Linked DNA regions of Homo sapiens: regions 1 and 3 are each linked to region 2. Evidence: chromatin loops called from intact Hi-C (ENCODE). Cell type or tissue: Caco-2. All regions are shown on one strand. Each heading gives the region's core, and the rest is flanking DNA. Links, peaks and the distances in the headings are about the cores only.

What was found. A loop is a pair of places that touch in the nucleus more often than their neighbours do. Peaks named below come from ENCODE experiments on the same cell type or tissue, not always from the same donor. Only the 100,000 strongest peaks of a DNase experiment are listed, where the experiment ranks them.
Region 1: a loop joins it to region 2, with 2.7 times the contacts of the local background. A loop is called at or near these places in 6 of 110 quality-filtered maps.
Region 3: it touches region 2 in a loop (8-fold over the local background); 3 of 110 quality-filtered maps call a loop at or near these places.

The regions. Positions count from the first base shown.
Region 1 is chr10:77,491,096-77,498,843 of GRCh38, reverse strand. All of the region lies in intron 1 of KCNMA1 (potassium calcium-activated channel subfamily M alpha 1), which reads left to right. Among named protein-coding and RNA genes, the nearest start is that of KCNMA1, 140 kb to the left of the region's middle. In Caco-2, for the core only: CTCF peaks have their summits at 3,919 and 4,182 (motif pointing left); no DNase peak of the experiment used is centred there.
Region 2 is chr10:77,583,353-77,591,100 of GRCh38, reverse strand. All of the region lies in intron 1 of KCNMA1 (potassium calcium-activated channel subfamily M alpha 1), which reads left to right. It also overlaps the pseudogene RNA5SP321. Among named protein-coding and RNA genes, the nearest start is that of KCNMA1, 51 kb to the left of the region's middle. In Caco-2, for the core only: no CTCF peak of the experiment used is centred there; DNase peaks (open chromatin) are centred at 3,480 and 3,850.
Region 3 is chr10:77,430,533-77,438,280 of GRCh38, reverse strand. The region is part of intron 1 of KCNMA1 (potassium calcium-activated channel subfamily M alpha 1); the gene reads left to right. It also overlaps the pseudogene COX6CP15. Among named protein-coding and RNA genes, the nearest start is that of KCNMA1-AS3, 84 kb to the right of the region's middle. In Caco-2, for the core only: no CTCF peak of the experiment used is centred there; no DNase peak of the experiment used is centred there.

The DNA.
Region 1 (7,748 bases), core at 1,118-6,117, 92 kb after region 2:
CAGTCCTTTTTTTTTTCAAATTTATTTATTTTGAGTGCTGCATTCTCTACCTTTTATAGTTAAGAATGTTTTCAAGGTCTGGTGGGAGGTTTTCGTGTTTTGCATCCATGAATGCAGTCAGTGTTTGCCTGTAAATAGGGAGGGTCAATTCTCTTGGGCTCCTCTGCTGTGCACCTCATTGCCCATAGAATGCTACTCTCGGATCTTGCACTAGAGCACTGGATGATGAAGTGAAGCCTTGCAGAGACCTGTGAGTCTGGGTGAGTGAGCTGGAACCATGAATAGTTCCAGAAGGGGAACTTAATCCTGTGATATTTCTTCTCTGTGTTTGGTAAAGCCACTGCACCTTGTGCCAACTGTTTGCATCTGGCTTGCTGTTTAACCTGGCCAACATGCCAGGTACAAACTGTGCTTGGACTTGTCCTCCTTCCTGGAGCTGCCACCTGCTGTGTCAGGGACAAGCCCCTGCCCTGGCCAGTTTTCTTCTGGATGTATCTGCCATGTGATTCCCAGGGCTTCTCAGAGCTGCTGCTGCTGCTGAACACTGCTGTGATCCATAGTGACCAGGGAGTCCCGGTGCCTGATACTTGGCTCACCTCCCTGTTCAGCCCTACTGATGTAGGCAGCTCTGATGTGAGGTTCTTCAAGGGCCTCACTCCTTGTTTCACAACCATCCTGCCGCTTCTCAGGGAGCAAAGCTGCCCAAGGGGCCTCCCTGCCTTCTCTTTTTCTGCATAACTGATTTTTTTTTTTCAGATTCCTTTAGGTTTTTGGCACATTGATGGCACCTGTTCCTAGTTTGCTGAGCTGTGGCAGGTTTTCCAGGCATACTGGATTTGTTTTGATTTTGAAGCAGGAATCTGGGCAGGAGGGCATTGCATGCCTGAGCTCTTGTTGCCATGGTATTTGTAAATGGACAAATGTAAATGAAGCCAGTGGCAGCATCCTTCTCCCTCCACTGCCCATGCTCCTGAGTGTGGGAATTGGGGGACAAGTCACTACTTCTTCCTGACTTCTCCTTTACTCACCTGCAAGTTAGCCACATCTTCCACTTTCTCCCTTATTCCCCACCTCAAATACAAAGTCCTAGGAGAAGAGGACTGGGAGCACTGGATTTGATATTGAATTGGAGAAGACCATTACAACCTCAGATTCTAAGATTCTGTGATAGCATCTGTCCTGGTGATCTAAGTCGGGTTAAACTCAGCTCTCTTTTAGGAGATCAAGAGGTTTTATAATATAGGTTGGGTCCCCTGCCAGTTCTTCTTACATATCACACAGTCTTAGTTTGGGGACACAGTTTTTGGAAGCCTGTCTGCGGGGGTTCTGGAACTCAGGGGTGGATGCAAGAAAGCAGCATTGGTTCTTTGTCACGAGGTGAGAGCAACAGTGTCAGGAATAGACTCTGTGAGCTCACCCACCCTCAAGGGGCATCGACTTCCAGTGCATCACTTTCAAGTTCATCTGTGTCTGGCCATAGGCTTGGTCACATGCTGAGGTTTAGTGCATGAACCATCATGTCTACTGAGGTACCTGACACTCCAGAGGCATTCAATATGTTATGCAAATGGCCTTCATGCCCAGGCTAATTAGGGAGTCCCCATTGGACTTTGATTATTCATAAAAGACAGTTGATAATAAAGCCCTGGCTGCTTTTGAAAATTCATCAAGTAAGAATGCAGGGTTTTTCCAGTGGGAGCTCAGACAAAAAGCCAGTGGAAGGACACAATAGGATCAGTGCTGAACTCCCATGGTTAGTTCGCTCTCTGAGATGCATGCACAGACCTCTGCAGAGGCCTTGGGCAACACTGGTCCTTTTGTTCGCCTGGGTCCTTTTGTTTGCCTGGTCAGCAGAGTAGAGGGTGGTGTCCTAGTGAGGACAAAGGATTCAGGAAGAGCAAGGTAGTGTGGGTAGGGGCTGGTAAGGATGGCGAGTGGGAAGACAATGAGCAGAGCTTTGGAGAGCAGAGTTTGAAGTACTTGTGGGACACCAGGTGAAGACAGCCAGGTGACAGCAGGAGCCAGGTGTCCTCAGGCTCTTGCTAGTGCTGTGTCCTGGTCAACACACTTAATCTAGCTGAACTTCAGTTACCTTACCTGTATGTAAAATGAGGATGTTCATAGCTCCCTCACAGTGATGTTGAGAAATCAAGTAGGTAAACAAACATGGTATATAGCTTTGGGGGCCCACTGGTCTGACAGGGCGCTCAACCTGTCCTCTTTTTTTTTTTTTTTTTTTTTTTTTTTGAGACAGTGTCTCGCTCTGTCACCCAGGCTGCAGTGCAGTGGCGCAATCTTGGCTCACTGCAAGCTTTGCCTCCCGGGTTCACGCCATTCTCCTGCCTCAGTCTCCCAAGTAGATGGGACTACAGGCGCCCGCCACCACACCTGGCTAATTTTTTTGTATTTTTAGTAGAGACGGGGTTTCACCATGTTAGCCAGTATGGTCTCGATCTCCTGACCTTGTGATATGCCCATCTCGGCCTCCCAAAGTGCTGGGATTACAGGCGTGAGCCACCGTGCCCGGCCCTGTCCTCTCTTTCTTGAATGGTGCTCCTTCTAGAGCATTCCTTGTAACATGCATGAGGTGGTCTCTTATCTTGAAGACCCGCACCTGGTGAGGAGGGTGACAGACAGGATTCTGTTGTCAAGGAGGTGGTAGGAATGGAGTCCAGGGTGCTGCTAAGGGAGGGCCAGGCTGTATGGTCAGGTGGGCACAGCTGCATGGAGGATGCTTCAGGGGCTCTGGAGAAGAAATGAGTGACAGAGCTTTCAAGGACCACCTTCTAGGGGTGGGGCTTCCAGGCCTCCAAGGAGGGCTCTGTGTCTTTATCAGACCGATGGCTGCCCAGAACCTTTGGCAGAGGGGCTCAGCCTGCCTTGGTGCCAGTGAGCTTCCACACAGGAAGACTTCCTGAGGCTGGTGGCTTTCCATGAGCAACTACAGGGAGGAACCGCGGGGGTACTGGTGGCTCAGTAGCCTCTGCTTCCTCTGAGGGAATGGAGGGGTCAGTCCCTGGTGTGGGGGTCTCTTCCCTGTCCTCTGCTCATCATGAGGCTGGCTTTCCTCTTTTGCCCACCCCTTGGGCTGGGACCAGAGCACAGCCAGTCACCAGTATGGTGGCCCAGCACGGCAGGCTGTGCCTGTCTGTGTACACGCCAGCTCCATGAGGTGGAAGCTTTGGCAATGGGCTCCCAGGGAGCTTCCCCGCAGGCTTCTCAGGGGAATGTGTTGGGAGTAGATGCATGGAGAGTTCGTTTTTTCTCCCTTTCATGAATGAGAAAACGGGCAGAGAAATCACGGCACTCATTGGCCGATGTTTCTGTTGGTGCAGATTACCAAGGGTGCTGAAGTCAAAAGGAGTGAGCCACAGTCAGCCCTCTGGGTGGTTGACTGCCACTGGGGCCTTTAGACCAGGAAGGTGTCGTGACCGAGGTGGACCTGGTGGTGAGATGCAAGGTGTGGCAGCCTGATGCGGAGGTAGCAGAAGGGAGACAGGCCAAGTCAGGGCAGCCGGCAAGGGGCCCATCACAGAGCAGTGCAGGCGGGAGGCCACAAAGGCCTGGGCTGGGGTAACGTGGGGGCTGGAACCGGGAAGCTCCTTCACACATTGAGCCTACTTCTTGGGACTCTGTTCCAGTATATTAGTAATGTTAGGAATTTCAGTTTGGCTTTTTAAAAAGCTGTTTTTCCTTTGAGGAACTCAAATATTATTGGTTGAATTGTGTCTCCCCAACAGATAATGAAGTCCTAGCCCTCCGTACCTGTGAATGTGACCTTATTTGGAAATAAGGTCTTTGCAGATGATCAAGTTAAGATGAGATCATTAGCGTGGGCTCTAACCCAAAATAACTGGTGTCATATTTATAAAAAGGGGAACTTTGGACACAGAGACAGACATGCACACAGGGAGAATGCCTATAAAGATGAAGGCAGAGATTGCGGTGATGAATCTGTAAGCCAAGGAAGGACAAGAAAACTAGGAGAGAGGCCTGGAACACATGTGCCCTCACAGCCCTCAGAAGGAACTGACCCCAACGACATCTCCATGTCAGACTTCTGGCCTCCAGACCTGTGAGACAATGCATTTCTATTATTTAATCCAACTCAGTTTTTGATACTTTATGATGGCAGCCCCAGCAGACGAATTCACCAAGCTTCCCGGATCCCATTTCTTCACTCTCTGGAAAACTGCTCCCTCTGGTGTCTGAGAATCACACGTATGACCTCCCTGAGGGGCTCAGGGTTGGCAAGGCCTCCCCATCTGGGTGGTGAAAGGTGCTCTCTGGGCTGCAAAGAATCCAGACAGCTCTGTGAGCAGCGGCTGCCAATTCACTGACATTGACTGACTCTGGGGACTCTACCCTTTTCATCCCCATGTGCCCGTTTGTCCAGCCCCTGCAGAAACCCCTGTGGGGTCTGGCAGTAAGCGAGGCTGCTGTTCCAGGGAATGTGTGTGCTGAGGCTAGCCAGGCAGCTGGGCTAGCCTCCTCCTGCACAGTCCTTCTTAGGAATGTCCTAAGTACCTATTCAGCCCTGGCCTGAAGCAAAGGAGGCACTGGGTAATGAGGACTGGGACCCCATTGCTCATGGTCCAATTGGCGAAATGCCAGATTAAGCACAGATCACTTTTCAAAGTCAAAGGCAACGTGGTGAGTTTCTTTGGCATTAAAAGTCCTCTCCCATGGTTATCCCATTCTGAGTAGCCAGTTGTGTATTTATTCACCCAGCCCTGTGTTGCGGTTATTGTCTTTTGAGTGTTTGATTCTATCCCCTTTATATGACTCATCAGCCCCCAGAAAGCAAAGGCCCTGTCTTGTTCAGCCTGGCACAGGGGCAGCCGAAATTCCCACAGGGCTCACCTCCTTCGCCTCTGCCTGAGATGTCTTATCAGCGTCACTCTCATTCTGCAGGGGAGGAAACCAAGACTCCAGGGTGGAGTGATTGGCTGTATGTTTCACCTGCAGCCACGCGAGGCCCAGAAGTCTTCCAGTGCTTTGGAGGTTCACAAGAAATATGGTGACTCAACTGGAACCACATTAGAGGTCAGCATTTAACAGGTCCCCTCAATTTTCCCACAAGGGCCAGTCTTGTGTCCTCGGCTATGACCATGAGCCACTGGGGAAAGAGATGCTCTCTTCCCTGCAGCTGCACGGCTCCCCGTGCTGGGTTGGCCACACACTCCCCACCCAGTGCACCTCCGTTGATTGATTGACGTGGTGTTAAACATGTGGCCTTTTGCAGGCAACTCTAGGAGGGTGATGAGCTTTGCAAATCTGCCCAGTGCCTAAAACTGAACCACACACATAATTCACTCACACGCACTCGCTCAGTTGGGCGTGCATTCTCACTGCCATCCTGCCTCCAACTCACGCTTGACGCCTCACAGTTCTGGACTTCTCTTCTACCACACAGCAGTGCCTGCCCTGGCTGGCCAGTACTACATTCCTGACCTTTGGGTTTTGGGTCCCTGGGGGCAGCTTGCTGCCATCCGAACCACCAGGCCCTGGCCCTCAGCGAGGCTTCTCCAAGTGTTCTGCTGCCTTACTTCTGCTTTCGAAGCACCATGCCTGTCCTGGGGTGGAGTCAGAAGTCAGAAGAAGAGGCTGATTAGCCGGGGTGCCCTTGGAGGGGCCAGGGTCTCCTGATCTGCAGCCAGGGCTCTGCATTTAGGAAGCCTTGTCAGAAGCCTGCAATTGGCATTGAATCTGTTTAGAGTGCTCAACCTAGTGCCAGGAACTGTGGGAAATCTGAAGACATGATCAGTTTCCAGAGAGTCAAGACAACCAGCAGAGGATTCAGGTTAATAAACTTAGACTTGTGTTCAGCTACCTGGTTCAAATCCCCATTCACTGGCTTTGACCACAGGAGAATGATTTCACTTCTCTAAGCTTAATTTCTTTGTAAAATTTCACAAGGTATTATGAGCATTAAATATGATAATACATGCAGAATGCTTTAGTACATTGCATAACACATTGTAGGCACTAATACATCTTACCTTACAATACTCTGGCCTCTCCTCTCCACTCCCATACAAGCGAGGACTCTTAGACAGTGCCTGTCATGTGCCAGACATCTGTAAAGGGATCATATAAGCATTAACTCATTTAATCTTTACAGGAACTCAGGGAAAGACTGAGGCACAGACTGACGAACTTGTCCATGGTTCCAAGGTGCAGAACCAGGGTTAGACCTAGACCGTGAGGCTCTTGCATCTGTAGTCTTGCTTAGAGCACTACTTGCAAAGAAGCCTTGGGTAACTTCCCTATACCTCCATTTCATCATCTCGAAAATCTAGATGATGATGATACCAGCTAGGATCCTCAGGAAAGTTCCCTGAACTTCATTAAGGGCTTAGAATGATGCCTGGTGCATCCTCAGTACAGAGTAAATGCAGTGGCTTCAATAAGAAATACAAGTACACAGGTGGCCAACAATTCAAGCTATTAGATGCAGAAGGCCAAGGAGGTGATCCAGCTCTTTCATTATGGGGAATCAGAGCATGCAGATCAGCAGGGGCTGGGTTATGAGAGATGAGGAGTGGGCTGATCCAAATGAGAGGTCAGCTTGAGCAGAGGGGAGGATGTGGGAAGGCAGAGAGTGTGGAAGCCATGTGTTGGGAGCAGGGTCTGAGAACATCAGGTTGGGGACAGCCCACGAGGGACCTTCATTAGCAGTGTGGATTTTCACCTGCACTCTGTCGGCAAGCACTGAAGGTTGTCATTAGCACACTGGCTGTCACAGACCAGAGGGGCTTCCCATTCAGTCAAATCTTGCTGCCCATCCCCAGTGAACGGAGCAGTAGGCAGTGAGGCGGGACCGGCAGGGCGTACAAGATGCTCGCCCATTCCCTCCATTTGAATTGGGCTTGGGACATCCCAAGGGGCTGCTGCCTGGGCCCTGAACACATCTAAGGGCTATGGGTTTATGGTCTTTCAGCTGCTGTTTATGTCACAAATGCCTGTCACAGAAGGGGCATTAAAAATAACCGAATGGCTAATACCATTTCTCAAAATAACTACTTGCAAAGTGCTTTGCTGGGGCAAATGGCTACTAAAATTAGACTCCCTGGTGGTATATGTAGGGTGTGTGTGTGTGTGTGTGTGTGTGTGTGTGTGTGTGTGTATGACTTCTAAACCCATTTCCCCCCAGGGTGAGGCCCACAGTTTGCACCCTTTTGTTCTGTGGTCCCTTCTGTCATAGCTGGGTGTCCCAGAACAGTGTTCACCCAGTCACCCCAAGATGCCCTCTTTCATCCTGCAGTCCTCAGCAAATTGGAGCCACTGCCCTACATTGCCCTGTTGTCCTGCTCTAAGGAGCAGAATTTTGAAGAATCTTGGAGGGCGGGGTGGCCTCATTGTAGCAGTGGCCTAATTCCTTGGTGTGCCAGGTAATAATAGCACGCCGTGGGGGGAATCTCACTCAGCATGCTGTCCGAGGGGAAACTGGGCCATGGAACAATGTGGCAGCCCCACTCAAGGTGACCTAGTAACTGAGGGCACGGACACACGATTTTCCAGGCCCCAGTTCCAGATCCAGGCTCTAGAACTCTTCAGTGGTCTCCTGGGCCAGTCCTTTGGGCCACCAGGCAACCAGGTCACTCAAATCCAATCAACTCTCCATCCACTAATAATACAAAAGGAAATGTGGGATCTTAAGAGCAAGTTAAGAAAACAAAGTGAATCAGCACTGTGGGGGATTTTGGATTCAGGACAAACAAAACCTGAGAGCCAGCGTTGGTTTT
Region 2 (7,748 bases), core at 1,328-6,327:
ACGTGGCCTGCGCTGCACAGCCTGCCTTAATGTGTTTATCTGCCTGGGCCTTGCTCGCTGTCTGCTGGCACCATATGAGGTGTTGCTGTTGAGCTCCGTGGCTCTATTTCTGTTTTCTCGCCTGGCACCAGCACAGCAGGGCAGATGAGGTGTGTGGCCACCCTTGGTTTCTTCCTGGCTCCAGGTTCTTCTTGAGGTGGGCATTTGGTCAGGAAGAACATTTGAGTCTCGCTAGAGTGTCTGGTACAGAAGCAGCTGGACCTTTTTCAGGAGGGAGAGGTTCTGGGAAGGAGGGAGAAAACCTTTAGAAATTTAAATAAATTTAGACTTAGCATCTGGCGGTGGTAGTGAGAGGTGACAGCGTGCTGGCAGTCCTCACAGCCCTCGCTCGCTCTGGGCGCCTCTTCTGCCTGGGCTCCCACTTTGGCGGCACTTGAGGAGCCCTTCAGACCGCTGCTGCACTGTGGGAGCCCCTTTCTGGGGTGGCCAAGGCCGGAGCCGGCTCCCTCAGCTTGCGGGGAGGTGTGGAGGGAGAGGCGCGGGCGGGAACAGGGGCTGCCAGCGGTGCTTGCGGGCCAGCGCGAGTTCCGGGTGGGTGTGGGCTCAGCGGGCTTAGCACTTGGGCCAGCAGCTGCTGTGCTCAATTTCTCACCGGGCCTTAGCTGCCTTCCCGCAGGGCAGGGCTCAGGACCTGCAGCCCGCCATGCCTGAGCCTCCCTGCCCCTCCGTGGGCTCCTGTGCTGCCCGAGCCTCCCCGAGGAGCGCCGCCCCCTGCTCCACGGCGCCCAGTCCCATCGACCACCCAAGGGCTGAGGAGTGCGGGCGCACGGCGCGGGACTGGCAGGCAGCTCCACCTGCGGCCCCGGTGCGGGATCCACTGGGTGAAGCCAGCTGGGCTCCTGAGTCTGGTGGGGACTTGGAAAACCTTTATGTCTAGCTAAGAGATTGTAAATACACCAGTCGGCACTCTGTATCTAGCTCAAGGTTTGTAAACACACCAATCAGCACCCTGTGTCTAGCTCAGGGTTTGTGAATGCACCAGTGGACACTCTGTATCTAGCTACTCTGGTGGGGACTTAGAGAACCTTTGTGTCTAGCTCAGGGATTGTGAACGCACCAATCAGCACCCTGTCAAAAGAGACCACTTGGCTCTCTGTAAAATGGACCAATCAGCAAGATGTGGGTGGGGCCAGATAAGAGAATGAAAGCAGGCTGCCGCAGCCAGCAGTGGCAACCCGGGTCCCCTTCCACACTGTGGAAGCTTTGTTCTTTCCCTCTTTGCGATAAATCCTGCTGCTGCTCACTCTTTGGGCCCACGCTGCCTTTATGAGCTGTAACACCGCGAAGGTCTGCAGCTTCACTCCTGCCTGAGCCAGCGAGACCATGAACCCACCAGAAGGAAGAAACTCCGAACACATCCGAACATCAGAAGGAACAAACTCCAGACGCGCCACCTTAAGAGCTGTAACACTCACCGCGAGGGTCTGCGGCTTCATTCTTGAAGTCAGACCAAGAACCCACCAATTCCGGACACAGTAGGATGTACACACACTTTGTGCGTGTGTGTGTGTGTGTTCAGCCTTCCAGGATCATTTAGGAATTTTTATTCCTTAATTGACATTCAAAACTTGATGGTAGAGGTGAGGAGAGGCCCAGGGAGCTTGGGAGAGGCCACGTTGTTTGTGCAGTTGGAAGACTCTGGGCAGGAAAGGAGCACCACATCCAAGTCAGAGAACACGGGAACAAGAAGGGCCGTCCATGTGCTTCTGATTCAGCCCCATCGTTTTAACTGAGACCTAGAAAACTAAGTACTTGTCCTACTCCAGTGCTGCCTCCCCAGTCATCCATGGCCAGACTAAATTACTCTATCTTTCCTTTGGGCTGCAAAGTCGTTTTATTTATAACACACCTCTCTTGTTTTATAAGTAGCCATGAAGGGGTTTGTTTTACCCACTAGATTAGGGATTGGTACATTACAGGTCGAATCCGGCCCACTGCATGTTTTGTAAATAAAGTTTTATTGGAACACAGATATGCTCATTTGTTCGTGTATTGTGCATGGCCACTTTTGTGCTATGTCAGAGGTGAGCATTTGCTACAGAGACTAACTGGCCTGCACAGTCTGAAGTATTCACTATCCGGTTCTTCACAGAAAATGTTTGCCAGCTCCTCCCCTGGGAGGTGAGCTCCCTGAGGGCAGGAACGGCACTCCGTTTATCTTGCTGCTTCTTGTTTCTTGCTGGTAGTAGGCACTCAATAAATGTATGTTGAATAGGCTTGAAATGCAGTGGATTGATTTGTCAAAGATGAGCGCCAGCCACATGGCTGTTCTGGCTTCCCCAGGTTTCCTCTTGCTGTTTGGCCACTTTGTGCTCCAGTTTTCTCTCTACAGAAAGAAGATAATATTATCTATCTTGCTGAGTTCGTTGATCTGTGGTGAGGGTAGAACAGGATATTAAAATATCTTACTAGAACCTTGGGCCCAGCTTCCGGTCTTCCTGATGGTTTCAATCCAGGCCTAGCACGGGACCTCTGTCTAAAATTCTCTGCTCTCATGGCCCTGCCATTCCTGAGGCACCCTTTGCCTCCAGGCTAAAGTAAACACCTGTCATTCATGATCCTCCTTACTTTGATATGATAAAATATCAGGGCCCAGACTGCAGTCCCACGGCCCTGGACTCCAGACCTACCTGTCTGTCTTGATCTCTCAATCCTCTAGGGCAGCCTTCTCCTACATCCAGAATTTTCTGCATTCTGTCCCCTACATGAATATTGCACTTGTTCTTGGGACCCTATCCCCCTCTCCCTCCTAACTTCCTACCTTGCCCCTTTCTGCCTTTCTGCTCTCAGCCTCCTGTCTGCCCTTGCAGGTCTCTTTTATGTCTGACCTTGCTGGAGTCCTTTGACCTCGGCCAACAGGAGTGACTGTCTCATTTGCCACTTAGGCACTGTCTTAGGTTTTAAATTTTTAATCTTTGTGGCTGCTTGTTAAAAATACAGGGACCCAGGCTTCATTCCCATGGAATTAGAATCTCCAAAGATGTGATCCAGGCCCCTTTGACTTTTAATAAGCTCCTAATGTGGTTGTGATTATGATCAAAGTTTGAGGAAGACTAACTTAAAATAGAGTGCTTTGCAGTATTATTTCTCTTTCTGTGGGACTCTGCTTATGTCTCCAAATAAACTATAAACATCTTGAAGGCAGATCTGGGCCTTATTTTCTTTTCAGAGTGGCACATATATCTGAAGACTGGGGCCGTGAGATGATCTGTCGGTGAGATAACTCCACCTGGGGCCCTGCATCTGATAGGCGCTCAGTAAGTGTTTGCTTGTTGATCAATAAAAGACATGAAAGCACCTGGGAAAGCAAAACAGCCTCTGCAAAGCAGGGCATTATTACTGGGAGCAGATCTGATGTGTACCTTCCACAGATTCCACTGAAGGTGTCCTCAGAGCACCGGACACTCAGGGGCCCGCAGCCCAGACACAGAAAGTCCACTCTGCTGAGAAATGCTCACCAAGCAGAATCCCTCACACTCTCTAGCTTTGTTTTCTTTGATCTCTCTGAGCTTAGGAGGAAAGGCTCCTGTTCCCTCCCTCTTGGCTTATCCCAATAATGCAAAGCCATAGAAGTGCAGGCTGCTGGGGAAAAGTTTGTTTGGACACTTAAGAATGTAGAAAAGGGTTTAGCTTGTATAAAGAGTTTTGCTTTCTCATTATAATGCTTGGAGAGAAGTGCAAATGTTTCATCTCCGCCTACTGAGTTATACTGCCTGTTTACATAAGCCTATATTCAGTGGCCTGAGAAAAGGCTTCTTGCCTTCTTCAGGGCGTGATGGTGCAATCTTGGTGTAGAGTTTCCAAGCAGAGATGATGCTACGGCCTCACGTGGTGGGAAGGCTGTGTGGCAGGAAGAATAAGTTCAAACTGTGCTTTGTTTAGAACTGTTGTGCAAAGTTGTTTCTTCCATCCAAGTATTAACTGGGCCAGACCCTGCTTAGCTGCCAAGATCAGACAAGATCAGGTGTGTCCAGGGTGGTATGGCCGCAGATACCAAGCTATTTCTAACACAAGGATGCTCTCCTTTTATTGAGCAGGGAGAAGACAGCACGTACAGACCAACCATCCTGGTTGTAAACTTGTGTCCTAGTCAGAGCTCTTTCTAGCTGGAGTAGAAAATTCTTAGGCTGTATGTAATGGAAAGAGAGTGGAGTCCAGCAATAAAAACAGATCAGGTAAAAATAGAGCTAGGAGTCAATAGTGAGGGCTGAGTTAGGAGAGTTCTCTGTACTTCCCTAGAGATTTCCAGCCATCTAAGCATACGTGTGAGTTCTTGCTTTGACAAATAAGTACTCCACTGGTATGCACATAGAAACTTCTTTCACCTGTGGGATCATTATTAACATGTTTTATGTGGAGGGAAAAATAAAGATTTTAGAACTTCTTTCTTCCCTCATGTTTTCACTCCATTAATATTAGGCTTAATTATTCAAATTTATTATATTAGAGTCTTATTGCTTAATTTAAAAAATTGAATGGATTATTAGCTTTTTAATAAACAGTGACATTTACTGTCTACTAATGAGGGCTCAAATCATGTAATTTATTGCTGCATCTCTATTTTGTTCATGAAATGAAACAGAAATTACTACCTACTTGAAACTGGACTTGTTTTCTGCGCTCCTATGAAACTGAACAGTGGAGGGTTGCTCGTGAAGGATCTGGGACATGTTTCATATGGAGCACAAGAAAAGGACGTCGAACATGCAACGGTCTGCATCCAGGTGCTAGAACCATTTTGTTTTTCCCTTCATCATCCCTAGAACCAAGAGTGTGGGTGGGAATAGCTCAGTAGAGTGACCATGTGATCCTGTGTTACAACTGAAGACAAAATCTGGCACAGAGTCTCTCCAGTGATGACTATGAAACTGACTGGTGCCCCATCAGATTCAGAAGTGGAGAGTGTTACATACTGATTTCAGAAAAATGTTAGATAAACATTGGGACCCTTTATTATATACCGGGAACAGAAAATGCATGTTGATAAAAGTTTGGGATGTTCCATTTCACTCTGATATAAAGTGTGCGTGGTCAGATTGGTTTCTATTTTTGATAAAAATGAGGTTCTGGAAAGCCATTCTGGCTCATGGGCTTATGAGAAAAAGGTTTTGGAAAGGAGTTTTGGAGTGCTCCCCTACAGAAATAGCACTGCTTTTTAATTGTTCTGTCGCTAGAGCCTTGGCCCCAAATAACAATGCATGAATCTCAGTATTTGTCTTCAAGGAGCTGTGGTCTGATAGGAGCATATAGTATACCTATATGGATGGGTATAACTGAAGGTGGTGAGGACCTGTTTTTAGATGCCTGAGAAATCCAAAAACAAGACAGGGAAGTTGTTCGTCTGGGAATCATGAAGCATGTAAACCTAATTAGGGGAGGTGGCATCTGATCTCATCCTTGCAGAATACATAATTTTTATACAAACAATGTTGAAGAGGTGATGAGAACAGAAAAGCTGGGTAAAGTGCAGAGCATGTTCAAGGAAGGGTTACAAACATTTCTTGAGGGCCTGCCATGTGCACAGGGCACCAATCTAGTGAAAGCAATCTGATAAGAGCTTGGTACAAAACCAAGTAATATAGCTTGTGCATTACCTTCACTCCTCTTACTCCAGTAATTTTTGAGTAAAATAAATGTTGTCTTTAATTATATTAATTCATACAACTGCGACAACGGCCTGGTGAAATCAGTACCATGCTTGTCCTCATATGAGAGAAGAGGAAACAGACATTTTAAGTTAAGCGACTTGCTTCAGGTCACCCGGCTAGTGCGTTGTGGGGCTGAGACTCACCCCAGCCAGTCTGACTGTGCAGGAGTTGCAGCCATTTGTTCCTCTGTTCACCTCCCCCGATAGTCTGAGTGGCCTGAGAGCAGGCATGTGTTTTCGTCCTCTTGGTACTCCTGTCATCCAGCAAACTGCCCAGCATGTGGTCAGAGTTCAGTATGCCAAGTACAAAAGATCTGCTATGGAGATTCTTAAGTGATCAATGGGTTTTGAGGGACAGCTTGGAGAAGGGTAGGGAGGTTGTTCTGGGGTCAGAGAAGAACGTGAGCAAAGGGCTAGAGTGGCTGAGAGGACTGTGCAGGGAGTGCATGCTCCAGTGTCCCTTGGCCAGGTGTGTGGGCTTCCCATAGGGAGCTGGAGGTGATGCTGGAACAGCGTGCTGTGGAAGCCTTAAGTGCAGCCGAGTGCTGGGTTCTCTGTGAGACTTCTTAGGGTCTGGAAGACTGGGTCAGACCTCAGCCTCCTAGGTGATGTCAGACAGCCAGGCCTTCTCCCAGCTCACTCTTGAGTGTCTCTGTCAGAGACAGAGTCAGAGACTGAATGGCGTATGGGCTGGATTTCAGGGAGCATGTTCTTCTTTAAAAACATTTATGGAACAAGGCCAGGCGTGGTGGCTTATGCCTGTAATCCCAGCACTTTGGGAGGCTGAGGCAGGCAGATCATGAAGTCAAGAGATCGAGACCACCCTGGCTAACATGGTGAAACCCTCCCTGTCTCTACTAAAAATACAAAAATTAGCTGGGCGTGGTGGCATGCACCTGTAGTCCCAGCTACTCTGGAGGCTGAGGCAGGAGAATTGCTTGAACCTGGGAGGCAGGGGTTGCAGTGAGCCGAGATTGCGCCAGTGCACTCCAGCCTGGCAACAGAGCGAGACTTAGTCTCAAAACAAAAACAAAAACATTTATGGAACAACTTAAATGTACCACATTCTGTGGCTATAAAGACAAATAAGGGCTTCCCACAAGTCTTACGTATATGTTGGATTGTTGGTGCTTGTTGCTAGGGGAGGACGAGTGGGTAGTGAATACCAAGGCCCCGTCTAAGGTGGTTGGGTGGTTATAAAGCACTGTGGACTGACGGTGTTTCTCTGACCCTAAGGAGCTGACTGGCAGGGTACCCAAGTCCTGCTCACTGCGTTTTTGTAACTGAGCTAAGAACTGAAGAAATCAACAAATTGCCACCAAATCAGATCCTTAGTAATGCGTGATAAAGCATGACATATGAAAGAGGACACAGAATTTAATCATCTTACCCCATAAATCCAGCCCCCTGCAATCTGTCTCTTGTGTGAATAAGACTTCAATTTACAGAAATGGAAAGTTCCTTTTTTATCTACATATGGTTATACCTCCTTTCCTACCTGGAAGGCATTTCCTTGTATTTCCTTCCTGAGTAGTGATCAGGACTTGGGGTTGGGCACCAAAGCCTTTAGGAAGTGGAGTTGGGTGTGTTGGCCTCTCCTGTTGAGTCAGGACTGAGGCTAGGCCTGAAAGGTAGGTGACAAGGTTGAAGCCCCAAACCACTAAGAATCAACACCCACTTCCTCTTCATCTGCTCTGCCCCAGGCCAGGGAGGCAACCCTGAGACCCAGGAGTAAGCTCAATCCTGCTTTACTTGCCTGGAAAGTCAAGTCACTCATCAGAGGAGGAAGAGTCAGTTTCCCTCAAGGATGGGCTCTTGGTCATGAAGCTGACTGCTGTTGTATTACTCAGATTTCAGATCTTAGAAAATTATAGCAGCATGGGCTTTGAAGGCCAAATACATGATCATCACCTCCTTTTGAGATGAGACTCTCCTGGTATGACATCCAGTACTCAGAGATGCCATATGCCTTCTGGACTTGTGTCCCTATGTGAGAAATATTCAACCATGCTCTATCAAGTCTCTATTTGTCAGGACCTGG
Region 3 (7,748 bases), core at 831-5,830, 150 kb after region 2:
TTTTTTAGAAACTGGATGCCAACAGAAAAATTAGAGCCCACATGAAAGTCTAGTTTTCTTCTGGTGTGGCGGCCCATGCTTCTAGTCCTAGCAACTTGGGAGGCTGAGGCGGGAGGATCACTTTGAGCCCAGGAGTCTAAAGCTGTAGTGAGCTATGATTGCACCACTTCACTCTAGGCAACACAGTGGGATCCCATCTCTAAAAACAAAAAAAATTAAAATTAAACCAAACATTTAAAAAAGTATAGATTCCCAACTTCTCTACACTGGCAGCATGGGGCCCAGCATTCACCTAGGTCTGGGTAGCAGCTGCACCCTTGGCCTCCGGGTGTGTGATTTCCAGGCCACCATAGGCTCTGATGGCCCATTCAGTTCTGTGATCCCAGCCTAACTCTTTAAAGCATTTGAGTTTGTCACTCCTGATCGCATGCAGCCTCTTACTTTAAGGAAGACGACCCGAGTCAGCCAGGTAAGGGATTTGCCTGAAATCATCTATTTTGTCCACAGAGCATGGTCCTGGCCCCGGTGCAGGCCTCCTGCCTCTGTATGTTGTGGCCTCTCTTTGTGGGTGACTAGCCCCTGCCATCAGAAGCCCATTAAGCTCTGTGAAATTCAGAAGCTTGGTCCAATGGGTCTTGGTTGTGGCTCTCAGGGGGCCTGGGGATAGGTTAGGAATGTATGTAACACTGTTTTATAAAATTATCACAAACCAAGTTCCCCTTGGTGACTTGTTCTGAATTTTCTATCCATGAATGTTTTTATATCTTTCTGCTCCAAAATTTTACCTGCTGTAAAACTATATAAGAACATTAAAAGACATTTACAAAAGCAGTCATAATCCCACCACCATAGCACAGCAGCTGTTCCTATCTTTGATTTTTAGAAATGCTTTCAATCACAGAAAAGGCTATTATTTTTATCCGGTGCCACTGACAGTATATTTTAACCGAACTTCCTGCCTCCCATCCTCCCACTCTCCCCTTCCTTTTTCTCCCTGTCTTGTGCTTTTCTTTACCCTCCATCCTTTCCCACCTATTGTCCACCAGGTACTACAATCCTTCCATCTTACATCCAGAGTTTCTGGAGGGTACAGCCACACAATGCTGCTCCGTGGCAGCCCTGGCCCACCCTAGGTAATGGAGTTCTGTGCTCTGTCTGGTGGTCAAGATAAATTCCAGATCCTGGGAGGCAGAGTGGGGAACACCAGGCATCAGCAATAAGCTAGACTTATGGCTCCAGGCTCTCTTTTCCCTCCACTAAAGTGGAACATTTTGGCTGAAGGAGTGTGTGTGTGTGTGTGTGTGTGTGTGTGTGTGTGTGTGTAAAGAAAGAAGACTGGAATAGTAGGACTTTAGGCACCAAGAATCCCCTCCCTTGCTAGCCTGGCATATTCAGATAATTTTCTTTTGATACCTCTGACCTGTAATAAATTTTAAGCTCCATATGGTCATCTTTACTGTGTATGGCATTCTTAGCATTTATGTATATTCATGTCAATAAATAGTTATTGCACTGTGTGCCAGAGGGGTATGTTTTAGTAGATGGTGATAACAAAATGCAAATGGCACTTCCTTAGGAAGTTCCATGTCATGTGCTGCTGGAAACAGCCCCTGCTTCTAGTGCTGTAGTACCTGTGTGACCTTGGCCAAATTACTTCACTTCTCTGTGCTGTTTCCTTTTCTGTATAATGGAGATTCTTAACCCTGCTGGGAGGATTAGTTAAATGAGATACTGTAAGTGAAGCATGTAGCACAAAGCTTGGCGAACCAATGGTGCAGAGATTCCAGTTCCCTCCCCTTCCTTTCTCTGCAAGTTTTCTTTAGTGCTTGCACTCCTGCCAAATGGTTAGTAATCTGTTAACAAACACTTAAGTCTTTAGGGGTGCTCAGACGACAAAGGGTTGCTTTTGGAGAGTGAAGAATCTTCTTGTAATATAAATAGTCAACTCCAATTCCAGTTTTAAAGTTTGGTACGCCTTGAATTCAACCTGTTAAGTTAGCCCAGCTCTATCTGGGGTTCTGGAAAAATCTATCCAAGCCTGATGTTGCTTGAGAGCAGGGCCTGGGTATGTGGCCTGTGAAGGCCAGCTTTGCTGTGATTTTCACCAATTTCCTTACAAACGGATTTTGGACCAGACTTGTGCAAGCTTCCCCCAGCAGGTCTTAGGAACATCTGGGGATCCAATTCAGCCTTTTCTGACGTTCTCTACGTGCAGGGCCTCCACCAAGTCATTGCCTTCATTTCTTAAGGGCCATTTGGCTGAACTTCACAAAGTGGTGGAAACACATATTGCACACACAGGTAGTCTAAGATCGGGAATAAAAAGATTACAAGTCCTCCCCTTTCATAGGCATCTGGGTCCCATGGTTCATCCAAAATGAAGACCTCTGAGCTCTGTCACTGCCAGGTGGATGGGTTGGGTACATTCCCTCCTCTCTCTCTGCTTTTCTGTCCTCATTTGTAACCCGAAGACCATAGGATATAATGAATCTGGGAGGGCCAGAAACTTTGGAAATCTAATTCAGTCAACAGACCTGTGTTGTTTAGGTGCTGTCTTTCTTCCATGCGCTTGATTTCTTTGACATTAAATAATCTGCTTATGGTGTTATAGGACCTGGATGTTGAAAGAAATGTTAAAGCTCATTTCAGCTTTATGGTTTCCCCACACCACAGGTGGTGTAGCAGATACCTTCTAGTGATATATGGACAGGACCCTGAGTCACCAAGGAGGGATTTAGTTCATTTCCAGTTTTCTTCCAGTCTTTCTAGTTATCTCAGGGAGAAAGTCTCGGTTTACTGTTTGAACATCTCTTAACCCTTGCCTGTCTCCCTTTTGAACAAAGGCACAGAACAGCCCCCATTGAGACTGCATGCAAACGGAGGCATCTACCTAGAATTTCATACCCTGGTTTTGTTTTGCATTTATTTTGAAAGTTTTCTTCTATTTTGTTTATTTTGAAGGTTATCTTCTATTTCTTCACTGGTGATACCAGTTTTTCACATGTGGTAATGTTACGGAGTATCCTTAAGATATATTTATTTAAGCTGGGTGCAGTGGCTCATTGCTGTAATCTCAGCACTTTGGGAGGCTGAGGCGGGAAGATCGCTTGAGCCTAGGAGTTTGAGGCCAGCCTAGGCAACAGAGGGAGACACCATCTCTACAAAAAATTAAAAAAAAAATAGCCAGGTGTGGTAGCACATGCCTGTAGTCCCAGCTTTTCAGGAGGCTGAAGTGGGAGGTTGAGCCTGCAGTGAGTTATGATCACACCACTGCCCTCCATCCTAGGAGGCAGAGTGAGACTCTCTCCCCAAAAAAGATATCTTTGTTTAGTTAAAAAATTTGACTCCATTGAAAGAAAAATGTTTAGTGAATAGCATAGGAGTCATGCAGCTAGGGCAGAAGTTGTGATGGGAGTATGTGAATAACACATTTAAGAAGCACTGATCCAGTCCTTCTTCTAGATTAGTCCAAAACCCGCTGACCTTGACTCCATTTCTGACCCCACCAGTGACAAATAACAAGGGGGAATCTCCCACTAGCCAAAAAACTCCTTGGAGGCAGGGGTGGTGTCTTTATCGTCCTTGTATTTCCAGTGCTCGACACCGGCACTTGGACGTATTCATCTATTTCACCCGTATTGATGGAGCACCTGTTCCTCAGCAGCTGTGTTCTGGGTTCGGGGGTCCTGTCGTGAGAGATGCCATGTGCAGCATTGAATATCTTCATACAAAAGAATGTATGTCAATCCATAATGGTCCAAGACATGCATCACGCTAATAGGGGAGCCTCTCGCTTAGGAGAGGGTTGAGCTGGTGCAGGCTGGCCTTGAGATGTGTGTCGGGAGACTGGTTCTCTCAGGGATGGTGTTCTTCCTGAACACGATCTTCCCTGTTCTGACCGCCAGCAGCTCCAGCCCACACTGTCCAGAACAAGATACCTCCTTTCCACAGGAACGAGACACACTTCCACAGCAGCAGGAAGAATGCCTGTTCTGGTGCAGTCTGATTTTCAAGCAGTTTGTTCTTCTACAGAGAAAATAGCCTAGAAGGTGAGAGGCAGGCCTGGCTGCAGATGTCTAGATGTGCCAAGGCCCCTTGCCAGTGGTCAGCAGGCTGTAGCGCTGGCCTGAGCTTGTAGTTAGTGGGGACTGTGGTTGGGGAAGCCGAAGGAAGCTTGAAGCTAGGTGGTGACGTTGAAGATAAATGTCCCGTGTGTTGAGTGAGGAAGGGACAACTCTGAGGTTGGGGCGTGTTGGTGACATAAAAAGTTTAACTGAGCTTCCTAAATGGGAGGCATTCTGTATTTGGCTGTGGCTTGATGGAATTGCAGTTACCCTTGTGGCGTGGGAATCAGCCTCGGGACCATTAGGATATTATGATACAGTCCCTTGGTGCCACTGATTGGCGGTGTCAAACTCATCTGTCAAAAAATGAAATCGATCAGCCAGGAAGGATGCTGGTGTTGAGGCTGACATACCTTTTGAGCATAATAACTACTGTGGCTTCCGGTGCTTTGACAAAACCTCAGATACATGGCCTTCTGGCTGAGCATCTGTGATTTCATATTGTTGGCGCATTTGTTATTTCCCTGGGGGTTGCAACCCTCTGTAACTTTGCTGTGGCTGAACTAAAAAAGAAGGCATACACGGATTCTACAGAAATTATGATTCTATGAAAGATTTTGAGGAGATGAGGTATCTTTCAGAGTGCAAAGTGATTTTGGAATATAAAGTATTCCTTTGGGAAGAATTACCTAGAGATTTGTCACTGACCTGTGTTCTTGAACTATAAAACATGAATATGTGGCTTAAGAAATAGTTTTTCTTAAGGCTGGGCACAGTGGCTCATGCCTGTAATCCCAGAATTTTGGGAGGCCAAGGTGGGCAGATCACTTGAGGCCAGAAGTTCAAGACCAGCCTGACCAACATGGTGAAACCCTGTCTCTACTAAAAATACAAAAATTAGCCAGATGTGGTGGTGTGCACCTGTAGTCCCAGCTACTCGGGAGGCTGAGGCGTGAGAATTGCTTGAACCCGGGAGGTGGATGTTGCAGTGAGCGGAGATCATAGCATTGCACTCCAGCCTGGGTAACAGAGTGAGACTCTGTCTCAAAATAAAAATAAAAATAAATAGTTTCTCTTGACAAATAAACAACAAATTTTTAAAAATGAAATCACCTTTGTTTTGAAAAATTGAAACTTACCTCATGACCATTGCCTGATTCCTGAGTCCTGCTCCTCTCTGAATATGAAGTTGCGGAGTCTTTTTAAATTCATGAACAGATATCCGTGATCTTTTCTCACCTTCAGGGAGGTTCAAGGCTCCCTAATCTCTACTCCATCCCAATCATGAACACTTCCACCCTCACTCAGTCCCTTCCCCCTCACCATTCATGACCCTCTCCTTCTTCCCTCCCTGCCCCTTCCCCCTCTGTAAGTCTCTCTCGCCCAGGTGTAGGATAAGAAAGTGTTTTGCAACCTGTTTGGTAGTTTTTTAAAAGTTGAAAGTTTAATGATTTGTTGTTGTTTTTTTTGAGTGGGACCAGAGTGTCCCAGCCTTAAATGGCTCTTTTGAAATGACAGTATGGAAGAAACACAACATTGAAAATGGGGACCTTTGAGATCTCTGCTGTCTGGGCCTGGCTCTGCCACCACTTCCTTGTGTGAGGGTGTATCTGGCCTTTCCCTTTCATGGGCCTCTGTTTCTCATTGACCATAGAAGGGATTTAGGTCCCTCATTTGAGTGAGTCTCTTCATTTCTGCATGCCAGTTGGCTTGTTGCTGTGACAGTGACTCCAAAGCTCATCTTCAGGCTTCTGCTTCTGAAGTTCATGAGTCTGACACTGGATGGCTGTACTTGGGTTCCACAGTTGTGAAATGGGGAAATAAGAGAAGCAGGATGACTGCTTGTTTTTGATGGATTTTACGAAGAGCATAACAGAGTAAGAGTAACAGGTGAGCAGGGCCTTCCCAGCCTCACGCAGTGCCTAGAATAGTGCTCATAAGTGACTGATTAAGTGAAGGAACATAAGGTGATTCTATGAGTTTTGTGCAAAGCAATCAAAAAGCCTCAAGGAGGCAAAGTCCCTTTGGCCTCTCATTAAGCACTACTTTATCCCAGTAACCCGAAGGTGCTCAGAAGGGGAAAGGAAAGGAGAGAGGTAGAGTGCAGCTGTGGCTCTGGGAGCCTGGAGTCCTGCAGGTGTGAGAGGCTTGCTGTATGCTTCTCCTGCCCCGAAGCTGAGCATCCCAACCTCCACACCCTTTGCTGTGAGCCTTTTTTTTTTTCAGAGATAGAGTCTTGCTCTGTCGCCAGGCTGGAGTGCAGTGGCACGATCTTGGCTCACTGCAACCTCTGCCTCCCGGGTCCAAGTGATTCCCGTGCCTCAACCTCCCGAGTAGCTGGGACTACAGGTGTGCACCACCACACCCGGCTAATTTTTTATATTTTAGAGATGGGGTTTCACCATGTTGGCCAGGATAGTCTCAATCTCCTAACCTCGTGATCCATCCGCATCGGCTTCCCAAAGTTTTGGGATTACAGGCGTGAGCCACCGCTCCCGGCCTTTTTTTTTTTTTTTTTTTTTTTTTTTTTTTTTTACAACAGACCAGACTTCAGGGGCATGCTGCAAATATCTAGCAGTTGCTGCTGCATTTGTGTTGCAGCTGCCCTAGGGCTGAGCCCTTAGTCTCAACTCAGTGGTCTGCAAGCTGCCTGTGTATTCTTTGGACTGGCTGGAGCCAAGGTAAACCAAGAGGGGGCCCCAGGTCTGCCCTCTGGCTGAGACTCTTGGCTGTTCCTGCATCCATACACTCTGCTTAGAATGTCATAAAAGGATTAGAGAAATCCCTAGGACACTGTTCTGTTCCCAGGGCTGAAAGAGGATTCCTGGAATACCAGAGGCCTCAAGGTATGATTACATTTCAATCCCCATGCAAAATTGTAGAATGTCATACCATCCAGTTTCTCTGTCAATATTAGTTCTATTGTTTGCAATCTGAGAATGGGAGCCAATCTATGGCCTCTCCAGTGCCTGCTTTTGGCAAGAGAGACCATCAAGAGACTGAATGACCAGTCACTGCATGTTTTCTACCTAGAATGATAGGAAACTGGTCCCTTGATGTACTGTCTTCAGGAGGGACATTGGGCTGGCTGATCTGAGCTGGAAATTGATCTTTTATCTTTCTGAACTGGCGCAAGTGAAGAGATGACAGTAGATGTGTCAGGGAAGCGGGGAGCTGCCATCCTAAAAGGAGTAGTTCCCTGCAGCCTGGAGAGGCCAGGGTAGAATATTTCCCAAGAAAATCATGAAGAGGACAGAGAGGATTGGGGAGGCTTTATTGTGTTGGTGACGATCTGTGAATTATAATCAAGGCATGTTGATGGACAAGTCCTTAGCATGTGTTGCCTAACAGTTTATTCCTTCCACCTAACTTAATGGAGGCCCACTCTGTGCTCGCCACAATACAAAGATGTATTGCATTGATACAAAGACGAATCAGCTTTAGTGATTCTCATGGGAGTTGTACTTATAGTAGATTAGCAGGTGCATGGACATGATGTAAGTGGATGGCGCCTCCTTGCACCCTCCCTTGTTATGACCACTGTGAGGTCCTTCTCAACTATGTCTGCAAAAAGTGCCTGCTTTGTCTGTTCTCCTGGGGAACAGAAATGCTGATGTTTCACTAGGCGTTGTTCCTAGGTGAGTATTCTGGATGGTGGTGGTGGAGCCTATAAACCAAAACATG